Linked DNA regions of Homo sapiens: region 2 is linked to region 1. The links are chromatin contacts, found by Hi-C in ENCODE. All regions are on one chromosome and are shown on one strand. The core of a region is the stretch at or near the end of the contact, and the rest is flanking DNA. Distances in the headings are between cores, read along the strand shown.

Evidence for each region. Hi-C counts contacts between places; a loop is a spot of excess contacts on that map. Pooled maps may share reads with other maps.
Region 2: a pooled map shows a loop between it and region 1 (2.2-fold over the local background). The contact joins the enhancer-like site here to the promoter of POLR2H in region 1. A Hi-C loop is called at or near these places in 1 of 168 maps with a recorded cell type or tissue (naive thymus-derived CD4-positive, alpha-beta T cell), 1 of 37 single-sample maps with no recorded cell type and 11 of 50 pooled maps.

The regions. Positions count from the first base shown.
Region 1 is chr3:184,359,801-184,366,981 of GRCh38, forward strand. POLR2H (RNA polymerase II, I and III subunit H) reads left to right here and starts at 1,910. Exons shown (of 6, transcript NM_006232.5): 1 at 1,910-2,346; 2 at 3,073-3,765; 3 at 5,166-5,249; 4 at 5,333-5,426; 5 at 6,917-7,000. The coding sequence starts at 3,693. CLCN2 (chloride voltage-gated channel 2) reads right to left here and starts at 1,805. Exons shown (of 24, transcript NM_004366.6): 1 at 1,617-1,805. The coding sequence starts at 1,679. LOC124906311 (a long non-coding RNA gene) reads left to right here and starts at 527. Exons shown (of 3, transcript XR_007096193.1): 1 at 527-957; 2 at 1,064-1,150; 3 at 1,419-1,511. RefSeq lists enhancers at 1-462, 3,800-3,919, 4,280-4,349 and silencers at 1,580-2,169, 2,730-2,999, 3,070-3,339, 3,400-3,579.
Region 2 is chr3:185,293,576-185,301,150 of GRCh38, forward strand. It overlaps a transcript of MAP3K13 not described here. Among named protein-coding and RNA genes, the nearest start is that of EHHADH, 43 kb to the left of the region's middle. Within about 2 kb of position 5,821, at least 4 of the 41 ENCODE cell types and tissues checked have a DNase peak (open chromatin) inside an H3K27ac peak, as active enhancers do.

The DNA.
Region 1 (7,181 bases), core at 660-3,159:
GGGGGACAGCGGAGGCTGAGGATGGCTGGGCTGTGACTGTGGATGCTGGGGTGATGGGACGGGAGAGTCGCCTGAACCATGGCTAGACCTGCCAAGCTGGGCGTGTGTTGGGGGGCGGGGAGGAGTAGATTCTGGCTGCCACCCGCAGAGCTTCGGGACACAAAGGGCTCCTGTTGGGGCTGGGATGGGGGGGAGGGAGGGAGGGAAAGATAGAGACAGAGAGAGGGTGAGAGATAGGAAAGGGAAAGCAAAGAGAAGAGAGGGAACTAGAGAGGAGAAAGTAGAAGAGAAAAGAGAGGGAAGGCGAAGGGATGGAGAAGAGAAAGAAGGGGATGAGAGAGGAAGAAGTACGGAGGAGGAAGAGAATGGAGAGTATTAAGAGGCAAGCACGGTGTAGGAGGAGGGAGGTGAGAGTGGGAGAGAAAGACAAAGGGATAGGATGGTGAAGGGGGGCGGGAGCAGGCTGGAGCACAGAGTGCCCGGGACAGAGCTCGACCCTGAGAGCTCATTCCAGAGACAGCTGGAAGGGACGGAGATGGAGAGGTGGCTGGTGTTAAGAGGCACCATTTCAGAGGCCAGGTGCCTGGCTTCCTTGACCATGCTCCTATCCTGGTCTGGGCAGATTGGCAAGTGTCTCCTACCCCATCCCAAGGGTTGGCCCCTCTACCCTTGCTCTACTCCCACCTCTCCCTGACATCCTGATTCATCCAGCTACTTTCTCCTAACTGGGCACCTCCCAGACTTATAGCCTCTCCTCTCCAAGACGTTCCCTCCCTGCCACCTTCCTGGGCAAATTCCAGCCCAAGCTGGTAAAAAGGAACCACGGGCCCCTTCCTTTCCCTAGGGCTTGGGTCTTCCACCCCAGTGACATGAGGAGGGTCACGTGGCTTCTCAAACACCAAGTAACAATGGGGGCGATAAGTCAGCTCAGAGCCCAGGACCCCTGCTTCTAATGAGGTCAGGGGACACACCCTGGGGTGGGTGGGGGCTGGATACCCCGCATCAGCATAGACAAAGGTCCCAATTCCCACACCCATTCCTGCTTCACCCACCCTCCCTAAAGCTCCTGTCCCCCAGAGTGGCAAGCCACCTTTTTCCAGAGTCAACTGAGGGGCTCCTGGAGCCAACGCTGGGTGTGGAGCCTCCAGAGGTAGGGTCTGGGGCTGACCATCTTTCTACACACTCGATTCTATGCTTAGCATGGTGCCATGCACATGGCAGGGACACAGAGAATGTCTTGGGTGGTGGAGATAGTGGCGTAGAGAAAGTTCAATGGTGTGAATGGTGCCGCGGAAGGGGCAGTGGGGTGCTGAGACTTGGGCCCAGGTGGTGAAGGGGAGGTGCAAAGAAAACGTGCATGTTGTGGGGTGAGGGGAAGGACACCTGAGACAAGTACCTGGTGTCCTTGTCCTCTGCAGGCCCTCAGCCTCAGCCAGAAACCAGCATGCAGTTTTCCATCCCTTCGGCCCTGCAGCCTCAGACTTCCAAGCCTCAGTTTCCCCAGCTCAAAATGCTAGGACAGGATTAGGGTAGGCCCCTGGTCCTCGCGCTTCCCAGGGTAACCTGGAGCAGGGGTCCCGGAGCGCACTCCTGGGGCTCAGCTCAGCTTCACTTACCAGGGTCTGCTCGTACTGCAGCGCCCGTGGCTCCATCCCTTCCTCCGCCGCCGCGGCCGCCATCTCCGCGCACTGCCCTCTCGCCTCCCTCGGCGGTTCCGGCTCTGTCCTGGACTCGGCTCCCGGCCCGCAAAGTCCGCGCCGGCAGCCGTCCCGTCCCCGCAGCCCGGGAGGCCGAGAGCAGAGTGCGGCGGGCCCCCGGCGGGCGCCGCTGGCGCAGCCTCCCGCTCGCGTCCCCTCCCCGGCGGGCGGGCCGAGGGCGGTGCCCTCTGCGCTGCTCCGCCCGCCGGCCCATCCGGAGGGGACGGCCCAGCCAGGCTGGGGTCCGCGCGGGGCCTCCCGAGAGGCGGCAAGGGGCGCTGGGAAGGCGCAAGCCCGCGCCGGCTCCCTGCGGATGCCCGGGTCGGAGAGGGGCGCCCGGGAGGGGCGGGTCTACTGGCACGTGGAGGGGCCGGCCCGGGTTCGCGGTTCCCCGTGCCCAGGCAGGAGGGGCTGCAGACGCCTGAGCTCCGTAGGGGTTGGGGCTGGGGGCTGCGGAGCTGTCTACATCGGACTCCTCCGGGTCAGCCCGTTAGGAGCCGCCTCCCCTCTGCCCCTCCGAAGAGACGAGCGGCCCAGACAGGCCTGGGAAGGCCCCTCTGCCCCGTCAGGGGTGAAAAGCAAAGCTGGAAGGATTCGGAGAGGGTTGGGGCCGTCTTCCTCATCCTTCCTTTTCTCGGGGCTCCCGTGGGTAGGTGCACTTGGAGCAACCGGGCCTGCGGGGTGTGCGGGGGTGGAGGTTGGGGAGGGCACCGGAAGGGGTAGGCCGGAGGGAAGGGAGCTCCAGGTGCCGGGAAGTCTACTCCTGGGACGCGGGCGTGGGTCGCTTCTCCCTGGCTGGGCCCAAGGAGGAACCCAAGTCGCTGCTTCCATCCCTCCGCTTTGGGGGAACTGCCTGCTGGTGTTCTGGGTTCTCTATCAGGGGCTGGGGAAGGATAGAACAGAGGGCGGAGCGCGCGCAGGGTGGATGGGCAGCGTAGAGATAGTGTGAGAGGAGCGAGGGCAGCGCCCAGGAAACGCACAAGTGTGCGGGAGAGCCAGCACCAGGAGTAAGGGGCATTTGGGAGGCAGAGGCGGGGCTCAGGGGGCGGGAGCAGTGCCCGGGAAGGGGGGGCCTTGTGATAGAAGCCAGCACTCAGGAGGAAGGGCCAGTGTGAGGGAAGAGCTGGTATCCAAGGGACAGGGCAGTGCCAGGCTGAAGGGGCACGGAGGGGATCCGTGTCCAGGAGAAGGCAGTGGAGGGGGAACGCGCAGCACTAAGCTGGAGGGGTAATGCCCGGGGGAGGGGGGTGGCGGGAGCCCGGCTGAAGGGGCGGTGTAGGGGAAGAGAGCAGGGCCTGGGGGGAAGAGGGAGGGCAGTGGTGGGAGGGTGCAGTACGAGAGGAGGGGACAATGCAGGCTTTCCTCTTCTCCATAGCGACGTCATGGCAAATTCCCAAACTGGACGGATCCGGCTCGGGTTACGTCCAGCAGGGCCGAGCCGGCCCAGGCCGGCCCCGGGGTCCTCGGTGCCGGCTGGAGGGGCTGGGCACCTCTGGGGCGGGGTTCTGCTCCACCTGCCCTCGGCGCGGACTGTGCCCTCGGCGGGCACGCGGACCGGCGGGGTAGGGCTAGGGCCCGGCTTCTCTGGGCCAAGGATCAAGGTCCCTGCCTGGGTTAGGCCCCCACGCATTCCAGTCTTCGGAACCCGGCCTCTGAAGAGGGCGCAGTAGGGCCCCAGCGGAGCGCGAGAACCCGCTCTACAGCCTATTGCTTCCCCGCCCTGGGCAGAGCCACCTGGACATGAGACCCGCCCTCAATGCCGAAGCCTCTCGGAAGCAATCTTTCGGGACGGAAGTTAAGTAGCCCCGAGCGGGAGGCTGTGGCGGAAGTGGTCGCGTTACCGCTTGTTTGTGCGCATGCGCCACTCTCGTCTGGCCGCCGCGCTTTCAGGAGGTGCTTTTGGTTCTCTCCGGTCTTGTCCACGCTAGGGGGTGCACGTACTCCCAACTGTGGTCGCGCTCTCACCCCTTCTGCTGCTCTCGTGGCCCCCTCGCGATGGCGGGCATCCTGTTTGAGGATATTTTCGATGTGAAGGATATTGACCCGGAGGGCAAGAAGTTTGACCGAGGTAAGTAAGGTATGTAGGGGCGGTTTGGAGGAAGAGGCTAACCTCGCGGACATGCCCCTGGGCCCCGTGTCCACCCAGCTCTTGTGGCCTGCCCCTACCAGCAGGTCCTGGTGTAGGGACCTCCCTCAGTAAACATTTTATGGATGAGAAAACGGAGACTCCCGAGCTCTCTCTGGCTTCACGCATGCCGTGCCCGGTGCCTGGGTGGCCTTTTGTCATGGTGCTGGCAAACTCCTAGGCATATTTATAATCGCTACCTGCTCTGTGCTAGACACTGTCTTGTGAGACCAGCCTGGCCAACATGGTGAAACCCCGTCTCTACCAAAAATACAAAAATTAGCCTGGCGTGGTGGCGGGCGCCTGTAATCCCAGCTACTTGGGAGGCTAAGGCAGGAGAATTGCCTGAACCTGGGAGGCGGAGGTTGCAGTGAGCCAAGATCGCGCCACTGCACGCCAGCCTGGGCGGCAGAGCGAGACTCCGTCTCAAAAAAATGACAGTCCTCATGAGGTGGGTGGTGCCTTTCCCATTTTTCTCTGAGAGGTTGAGTAAACCACCCAAGGCTTCACAGCGAGTAATCTGACTTCAGAGCCTATATTCTTGTATTGCCCTCAGAATCTTTAGCGCTTTGTGAAGTCTTCTTTGAGTTAGAGTTAGCTGCTTGGTATATACCTTTTTTTTTTTGAGACGCAGCCTTTCTCTGTTGCCCAGGCTGGAGTGTAGTGGCACGATTTTAGCTCACCACAACCTCCGTCTCCCGGGTTCAAGCGATTCTCTGCCTCAACCTCCCAAGTAGCTGGGATTACAGGCATGCGCCACCACGCCTGGCTAATTTTGTATTTTTAGTAGAGACAGGGTTTCACCGTGTTGGCCAGGCTGGTCTCAAACTCCTGATCTCAAATGATCCACCTGCCTCGGCCTCCCAAAATGTCGGGATTACAGGCATGAGCCACTGCACCGGCCTACACCTCTTTATTTTGTCATCTATCAATAATTTTCTCTTTGATGTCTCTTTCTTTGCCTGGAGACTAAGATGTTTTTCAAGACGGATACCAGTTCTTATACATCTTGGTCACTCCCCTCAGCACAGTGCCTAGCATAGAAAGAGAAAACCTTTGGATGATTGAATAACTTGCCCAGAGTCAGGTTCTCAGTCATCCAGGCAGGCTTTGCTGCTGGAGTATCTTTGGTTGTTTTCTGGGGATTACGTTCGCTTGCCACAGTTTTTCTCCCCTTTTCCTTCTTGCATATCTGGTTCTGATTGAGCCTGAATTTCTATGAGAGCAGATGAGAGACCACTGGATGTAGACTGGGTTAGATTGAGTATCCTGTTGCATACAATCCCACACTGTAGGATCTGCCTTGGCAATACCTCTGTCACTCTTTTCCTGCTTCTCCCCAGTGTCTCGACTGCATTGTGAGAGTGAATCTTTCAAGATGGATCTAATCTTAGATGTAAACATTCAAATTTACCCTGTAGACTTGGGTAAGTATTGAATACAGACAATAATAAGAGACTTTTTGCTGCTTCTGCTATTCTTTACTCTCTGATATTGCTGTTATTTTCAGGTGACAAGTTTCGGTTGGTCATAGCTAGTACCTTGTATGAAGATGGTACCCTGGATGATGGTGAATACAACCCCACTGATGATAGGCCTTCCAGGTGAGGGAGTGGAGAAGGTAATACTTGAAATATGCCTTGAGGACTAAGTAGATAAGTGATATAGAAAGACTCTTCTAAAATTCCTGGAATAAATGATGATCAGCAGAATCTGAGTAACCTTAAGGAAATTTCTGCACTTAAGAATTCAAACAGGCCAGGCACCGTGGCTCACACCTGTAACCCAAGCACTTTGGGAGGCCGAGGCAGGAGGATTGCTTGAGTCCAGGAGTTCAAGACCAGCCTGAGCAACATAGCGAAACCTCACTGCTACAAAAAAGAAGAGAGAAAAAAAAAAAAGGCTGGGCATGGTGTCATGTGCCTGTAGTCCCAGCTGCCTGGGAGGCTGAGGTGGGAGGATTGCCTGAGCCAGGGAGGTTGAGGCTGCAGTGAGCCATGATTGCACCACTGCACTCCAGCCTGGGTGACAGAGCAAGACCGTGTCTCAAAAAAAAAGAAAAAAATTCGGGCCGGGCGCGGTGGCTCACGCCTGTAATCCCAGCACTTTGGGAGGCCGAGGCGGGCGGATCACGAGGTCAGGAGATCGAGACCATCCTGGCTAAAACGGTGAAACCCCGTCTCTACTAAAAATACAAAAAAAAATTAGCCGGGCGTAGTGGCGGGCGCCTGTAGTCCCAGCTACTTGGGAGGCTGAGGCAGGAGAATGGCGTGAACCCGGGAGGCGGAGCTTGCAGTGAGCCGAGATCCCGCCACTGCACTCCAGCCTGGGCGACAGAGCGAGACTCCGTCTCAAAAAAAAAAAAAAAAAGAAAAAAATTCAAACAACCAGGTATTTATCTATAACAGTGATTACATGCTTGTGAGTTGCAGCCTTTTGAAGGCTGAGGAGGTAACTGCTGAGTGACCTAGGCCATGTGGGTCTTGTGTCTTGGGAGGGAGCTTGGTGTGATGGAAAGACTTTGGCACCCCACTTGAGTTCATTTCTCAGCTCTACCACTTATTTGTTGAGTAACCTTAATCTCCTTCAGCCTGTTTCCTCATCAATAAAATAGAGATGGTCATGCCTAGCTCATGGGGTTGCCATGAGGACTAAATGACATCATGTTTGTAATGTGCCTGTTGTTATAATGCTGGCATTTAGTTACCAGTAACCATTTTTTTTTTTTTTTTTGAGACGGAGTCTTGCTCTGTGGCCCAGGCTGGAGTGCAGTGGCGCGATCTCAGTTCACTGCAAGCTCCGCCTCCCGGGTTCACGCCATTCTCCTACCTCAGCCTCCTGAGTAGCTGGGACTACAGGAGCCCACTACCACGCCCGGCTAATTTTTTTGTATTTTTAGTAGAGATGGGGTTTCACTGTGTTAGCCAGGATGGTCTCGATCTCCTGACCTCGTGATCTGCCCGCCTTGGCCTCCCAAAGTGCTGGGGTTACAGGCTTGAGCCACCACGCCCGGCTGACCAGTAACCATTTTTAAATGGGATCTTTTATATTGTTAATTACTGTTAAGAATAACTTTGCTGCTATTGCTCCATAGGGCTGACCAGTTTGAGTATGTAATGTATGGAAAAGTGTACAGGATTGAGGGAGATGAAACTTCTACTGAAGCAGCAACACGCCTGTAAGTTACGTAATCTTGTGAGGATTCTTTTCCTCTTCCATGTTCTGAGACTTTGAGCTATGCTCCTGCTTCCTCTGTTGAGTCCCTCTCCTCAGGCACCTCAGACCGAGGTGGGAACTAGAAAGAAATAGTTCTGGGAGCAGTTTCCAGTCTGAAATGTAGACTGCCCTTTGTCAGGCCC
Region 2 (7,575 bases), core at 4,571-7,070, 940 kb after region 1:
CACCACACCCAGCTAATTTTTGTATTTTTTGTAGAGATGGGGTTTCATCATGTTACCCAGGCTGGTCTTGAACTCCTGAGCTCAAGCGATCCACCCGCCTTGGCCTCCCAAAGTGCTGGGATTACAGACATGAGCCACTGTGCCCGCCCATCAGTTGCTGTTCTTGGAGTACCATTTTGGCACTAATGCCTTCCTACACATTTGGATTCCTAGGAGACTCAGCATTTTTTTTCACTTTATGCTACTACTCGTGACAAAGAATTTAATATCAATTTGACTTATGGTGTAATTGAAATATTTTTTATTTTGTAGCACAGAGAAAGCCTATATGCCTTATGGATATTTAATATTTTAATATCTATTCTGATAATAGCATTTAAAAGGTTGCTTCAACCTCTACTAGCAGAAGGATTGTGTCAAATATTTTGCTTTTTAATTTTTTTTTACTTGTATCTTTCTGGCCTAATGGCAAACAAAACCCTCCTTTTAGCATTACTTGAGGACTAAGTAGAGAGAGGCTATCGAGAATGTAGTTAGCATGACTGGGAATTTGATGGTCTCTGGAAAAGAAAATGCCATTTCTTTTCTTTCTCTGAGTAACTAGGTTTATCTTTAGTTTAATGATTTAAGATAAATAAGTCACTGACATTAACTTGTTCAACTGTTACTCCTAAAAATAGATATCTCCCTCTTTGATGATAGCATTGGTTAGGTTAGCATAGGTGACTTTATTATAGTGTCCGTGAACAATAGGGCATGGTTGTGCTTTCCAATTCATTGATGAAGAACTAATTTTTTAGTGCTTTAGTGTACTGAAATGCTGTCTTTAGTGCCCTGGAATTACTTATTTAAACTGTGATAGAAGGTTGTACAAGGTATTACTTTTCTCTGCTTATAAATTATATGAATGTACATAGTCCTAGCAATATGAATATTTATCAGAAGATGTATAATGTAGAATCCAACTGCCTCATTCTTCCTGAACAGCCATGGCCAAACTTCTTGCATTAATGGAGACAGAATGAATTGCAAAGGTTGTATAAATCGAGGCTGTTATGTTTATGACAATTGGCAGCTGTGGCATAAAAGGCTCATTACTATATGTAATTGACATTTTGTTGTTCCTTCTTCCTCCACTCCTTTGCCAAAAAATGGCATTGGTATTACTACCTCTCCATGTAGGAAGTAGGATCTACCTATGAGAAAGTTCAAGAGAGTAGTTAAGCAACTTCAGCTATCCCTGACCTTCTTCCACAACCCTCATGAAACTAATCCATTGCAAAATTCTGTCTTTTCTACTTCCTAAATATCTTTCAAATTATTCACCTGTTTCCATGTCCATCCTTATTTATTTTATCATCTTCGCCTACATTTTTGCAATAACTCTTCAATGGTTTTTTGTATTTACTCCTCCCCCCTCTAATCTCATTGCTTTTAGACTGATTTTTAAAAATACAATTCTAATCTTTTTGGTCCTCCAATCTAAACTCTTATTATCTTATTGCCCTTAGAATTCAGCCCCAAATCTTCAATCATTCTTTGTCTACTAAGCTCAAGCCATAATGGTCTTCCAATTCTCTGACAATGCCATTTTTTTTTCTTCAGGGTATTTGTTGTTGTTTTTGTTGTTGTTGTTGTTGTTGTTTTTGAGACGGAGTTTTGCTCTGTCGCCCAGGCTGGAGTGCAGTGGTGCAATCTTGGCTCACTGCAACCTCCGCCTCCCAGGTTCAAGCAGTTCTCTGCCTCTGCCTCCCAAGTAGCTGGGATTATAGGCGCCCGCCACTATGCCTGGCTAATTTTTGTATTTTTAGTAGAGATGGGGTTTCACCATGTGGGCCAGGCTGGTCTTGAACTCCTGACCTCGTGATCCACCCACCTGGGCCTCCCAAAGTGCTGGGATTACAGGCGTAAGCCACAGCGCCCAGCCTTCTTTAGGGCTTTTGCAGAGCAGATACTTTCTGCTTGGAATGCCCTCCTCTCTCCTGTTCCTCTTCACATAACCCACTTCTACTCATACTACCAGTCTCACTTTAAATATTATTTTTTCCAAGAAGCCTTCCTCCATATCTCAGACTAGATTAGACCTCCCTTCTCTATCATTCTGTCATAAATCACCCATTTTTTTCTCACATCTAGCATAGTTGTAATTATTTCTCATATATAATCATTTATTAATAATCTTACAAGACAACCTTCAGGAGGGCAATGACTGGTGCATGTTTTATTACACTGTATGCCCAGTGTTTAGGAAATTTCCTGGCAAATAGTAGGGATTCAGTAAATATTTGTCAACTGATTCTTCCCACAGCCACCACTCTTCACTTAGATATTTCAGTACTGTAAGTTCTGGGTTGTTTAACTTCCTCTGTTCAAAACCCTCCTCTTGACTGACTGCAGTGCTCACGACTGCAATTCCAGCACTTTCGGAGGCCAAGGCAGGAGGATTGCTTGAGGCCAGGAGTTCAAGACCAGCAACACAGTGAGACTCCAGTCTCTACAAAATAAAAATAATTTAAAAATGAGCCGGGCATTGTGGCACACACCTGTAGTCCCAGCTACTCAGGAGGCTGAGGTGGAAGGATTGCTGGAGCCCAGGAGGTCCAGGCTGCGGTGAGCCATGATTGTGCCACTGCACTCCAGCCTGGGTAACAGAGCAAGACCCTGTCTCAAACACACAAACCAAAACCCTTCAGTTGCTTCTCATCTCACTCCAAGTATGAGCCCAAGTCCTTATAATGGTCTCCAGGGCCTTACCTGATATGCCTCTGCTCTCTCCTTACCTCTCTACCATCTATTGGACTACCCAGCCCAGATCTCTTAGCTGATCCTTAGAAATGCCAAGCTTCCTTCTGCCTCAGGACCTTTGTACTTGATATTCCCTGTGCCTGGAATACCCTTGCCTTAGATATCTATCTGGTTTAATCTCTCATCTTCTTTAGGCCCTTCAGGTTATGTGACCTCAGTGAGGCCCTCTTTGACCATCTTATTTAAAATTGTAACCTCACTACATGGCATCCCTAGTCTTCTCTGCTTTACTGTTCTCCATTGTACTTATCTCTGATTGGCATTCTCTTCATAGGTATTTTCCCCAGTGTTGAGAACAGTGACTGACACATGGTGGGCCCTTAGAACTTATTTATTAGTTGAGTGAATTTAACCTGTACTCACAGAGATGCATATTTGGGACAATGAGACCTGTAGCCCAAATTATGAGGACTTAATATTTCAAGATGATTTTACAAGATGAATTAATTAAATTTATTTATATCCTGCCTTGTTCTAAAAAATATTTTAAAATGCATATAGTATGTAGGATGGGGACATAAAGAGAATAAGACAAAGCAAATGTAATAGTATTAAAGTGGGTAAAGTTAATGTACAGAAGGTCCTGCACAGTGGCTAAAGTCATGTTATAAATTTGACTTATTAGAGAGTTAGGTTGCTCAGAAATGATTGAACTGGAATCAAGAATTTGTTCTCTGGCACAGGTCACAGATATTTGAGTCTTACATAGAAACCCAGAAAACCTATTTAACTATAAGACATTGTGCAGTTACTCTTCTAAAAAAAAACTTGCTTTCTGTATTAGGAAATTTCCTATTGGCATAAAATGTACACAGTCTGTCCATTACAAAGGCTCTGCTACATTTGAGAGATGGTAGTCACAGCTACTACCTCTGCTTATGTCATGTCCAGGACATTCCCAAGGTTGATTTAAACCTAGTAATTGGATATTTTTGAAAGCTGTGAAAAATACCAACCAGCACATCAATTACCCCAGTTTCTCCTCCTCTAATCATGAGGTAGCATGAGAGTCCAGTGGTTGTGGCTTCCTTCCTTTTGAGGTAGATAATTGGCAACTTAGAAATAGGTTATTGGCTGGGCGCAGTGACTCACACCTGTAATCCCAGCATTTTGGGAGGACAAGGCAGGCAGATCACCTGAGGTCAGGAGTTCGAGACCAGCCTGGCCAACATGGTGAAACCCTGTCTCTACTAATAATACAAAAATCAGCCAGGTGTGGTGGCACATGCCTGTAATCCCAGCTACTCGGGAGACTGAGGTGGGAGAATCTCTTGAACCCAGGAGGCGGAGGTTGCAATGAGCTGAGACCGTGCCACTGCACTCCAGTCTGGGCAACACAGTGAGACTCCGTCTCAAAAAAAAAAAAAAAGAAAAGAAAAGAAAAAGAAACAGGTTCTTATGTAGTCACAACTAAACAGGGTAGGAAGATTGGGAGTTAGATGAATTAGACTTCAAGAAATTTTTCACCAATACAGTAACCAAAATAAGAGCTACTCTCTCTCTCTCTCTCTGTGTGCATACAATTAATAGATATTGTACAGTACATGTCTTTCTGTTCATGGTATGTATAGTTTCCTAATTCTGTCTTTTTTTTTTTTTGTCTTTTAAAACTGAGTCTGAGAATTATTGCCATGTCTGCAGGCCAGAGATAAAGCAGGGAACGTGGCGACGGACTACAGGCCTTTCAGTAAACTCTGCAGTACCTCACTAAACAAAGCTGGTATTTTTGAGGCAAAAGATAAGAATATTTAGCTAAATGGTGTTCCACTTGCAAAATGTGCTAGTTCTTATTTGATTTTTTTCTTCTTTCTTAGAAAGCTTTCTCTTTTCTATCTTTTACTTAGAGATAAATATTACATTTGAAGTCACATCTGTCCCACACCATTTTTTTCAGGGTTGAAAGAGGAAAACTAAATGAACCATAGACTTAGGGAAATAATGGAAATATGTATGTTTTAAAAAAACCATTTATGTTCCACGTATTTCAAGGAAAGGAAATGAGGAGAAACATTAAGAACACCACAGAACCATTAAAATGGACAACTCAAAGGGAAAGTATTTTACCAAAAGCATTATGTATAACATGTTGCTGATTAAATTTGTGTTGTTATATTTAATGTGTAAGTATACATTATCCTAACTAATTTAAAATATGTTTATTGAATTTACTTTACATATTTTATTTATTTGATGGAACTTTATGTTCATTTTTTAAGAAGTCAAGTATCTCCTCATTTTGGCATTTGATGAGTAACGGGAGAAAACCTGAGAAGAGACAGAAGTAATGCAAAGGTCACCGTATCTTCCAGCATAAGTGATGTAGAAACAGAAAGATCTTATTTTCAGTCAAAGTGGTGAAGTGGCAGAAAGAAAATATCCCCCAACTGGTTTGCTGACACTAATTTTGCCATATAGTGAGGACAAAAAAAACATGTCTAGGCGTTTAACTCATTATCTCCTAAACTATGGTACACAGAATGTCTGACACAACTGCAAGAGATTTTGTAAGCCAAAAGGGTTCTGTAATGACATGTTTGGAAAATGTTGCAGTCTTTTTTGAAAGTTTATAGTGTATCTTAACACGTTCCAAACGTGTAATCACAATTCTTTTTCGCTCATAAAATCTATTAATAACCCTTGGAATCATCTTTCAGGAAATGCTGAAAATTTTGCTTCTGTTTAGGATGTAGAATGTTGCAAGAGAACATTGTTCCCATCATAACAATGAGAAAAATCTTGATAATCCACAAAGTCATGATGCTTCTTGAGCTCATCAGAGAGTTGAGGTCACAAGGCAATCAGATGAACTGAAATTCCAAAGAGAGGCAAGCCCTTTTGAAGAGAGACAGGACACAGAAACTGTGTTACCTTTGGCAGAGCATAGGAGGAAGAGAAGGCACCGTAAAGGTAGGTAAGAAGAAAGCAGCTAAAACTGTAATGAATTCTTAAAGGCTGAATGTGGGCTAATGTAACATTTCAGAATAACGGGAAGCCCCAGTCACAAAAGGAGCCTGCACTCACTTGCAAGCTTTCTTCTGTGGGCCCTTGTGTTACTTTCCTAGGGCTGCCAGAATGAAGTACAGCAATGTGCTGTGTAACAACATTTCAGTCGATGACCCCATCTTCATATTGCTATCTTCTCTGTATGTCTGTCTGTTTTCTCTCTCTCTCTCTTTTTTTTTTTTTTTTTTTTTTTTGAGACGGAGTCTCGCTCTGTCGCCCAGGCCGGACTGCGGACTGCAGTGGCGCAATCTCGGCTCACTGCAAGCTCCGCCTCCCGGGTTCACGCCATTCTCCTGCCTCAGCCTCCCGAGTAGCTGGGACTACAGGCGCCCGCCACCGCGCCCGGCTAATTTTTTGTATTTTTAGTAGAGACGGGGTTTCACCTTGTTAGCCAGGATGGTCTCGATCTCCTGACCTCATGATCCACCCGCCTCGGCCTCCCAAAGTGCTGGGATTACAGGCGTGAGCCACCGCGCCCGGCCCTCTCTCTCTCTTTTTAAAACAATTTTTAAAGATACAGTACAGTAGTGTTAACGGTATATATATTGTTGTGAAACAGATCTCTAGAACTTCTTCATCTTGCAAAACTGAAACTCTGTACCCCTTGAATAACTCACCTTTTCTCTCTTCCCCATTCTACTAGTAGCACCATTCTACTTCCCATTTCTAAGAGTTTGACTATTTTTGATACTTCACATAAGTGGAATCATGCAATATTTTTCTTTTTGTGGCTGGTTCGTTTCACTTAACACAGTGTCCTCAGAGTTCATCTGTGTTGTAGCATATGATAGGATTTCCTTCTTTTCTTTTTTTTTTTTTTTTTTCAGACAGAGTTTCACTCTGTTGCCCAGGCTAGAGTGCAGTGGCACGATCTCGGCTTATTGCAACCTCCGCCTCCCCGGTTCAAGCTATTCTCCTGCCTCAGCCTCCCGAGTAGCTGGGACAGGCACCCGCCACCACGCCCAGCTAAGTTTTTGTATTTTTAGTAGAGATGGGGTTTCACTTGTCTCGAACTCCTGATCACAGGTGATCCACCTGCCTTGGCCTCCCAAAGTGCTGGGATTACAGGCGTGAGCCACCACGCCCGGCCCTATTTCCTTATTTTTTTTTTCTTTTTTTTCTTTTTCAGATGGAGTGTAGCTTTGTTGCCCAGGCTGGAGTGCAATGGCGCCATCTCGGCTCACTGCAACCTCCAGCCTCCCAGGTTCAAGCAATTATTCTGCCTCAGCCTCCTGACTAGCTGGGACCACAGGTGCCTGGCATCACGCTGGCTAATTTTTGTATTTTTAGTAGAGACAGGGATTCACCATGTTGGTCAGGCTGGTCTCAAACTCCTGACCTCAAGTGATCCACCTGTCTCAGCCTCCCAAAGTGCTGGGATTACAGACATGAGCCACCACGCCTGGCCTACCTTCTTTTTTAAGGCTGAATAATATCCATTGTGTGAATATACCAAATTTTCTTTATTCATCTGTTGGTGGACATTTAGGTTGTTGGCTATTGTGACCAATACTGCAATGAACATGAGCGTGTGAATATCTCTTTGAAATCTTGTTTTGAATTCTTTTGGATATATACCCAGAAGTGGGATTGCTAGGTCATATGGTAATTCTATTTTTAATTTTTTGAGGAACTTCCCTACTGTTTTCCATAGCAGCTGCACTATTTTACATTCCCACCAACAGTGTACAGAGACTCCAAGTACTCTACATCCTTACCAACACTTATTATTTTTATTTATTTATTTATTTTTAATTAATTAATTTT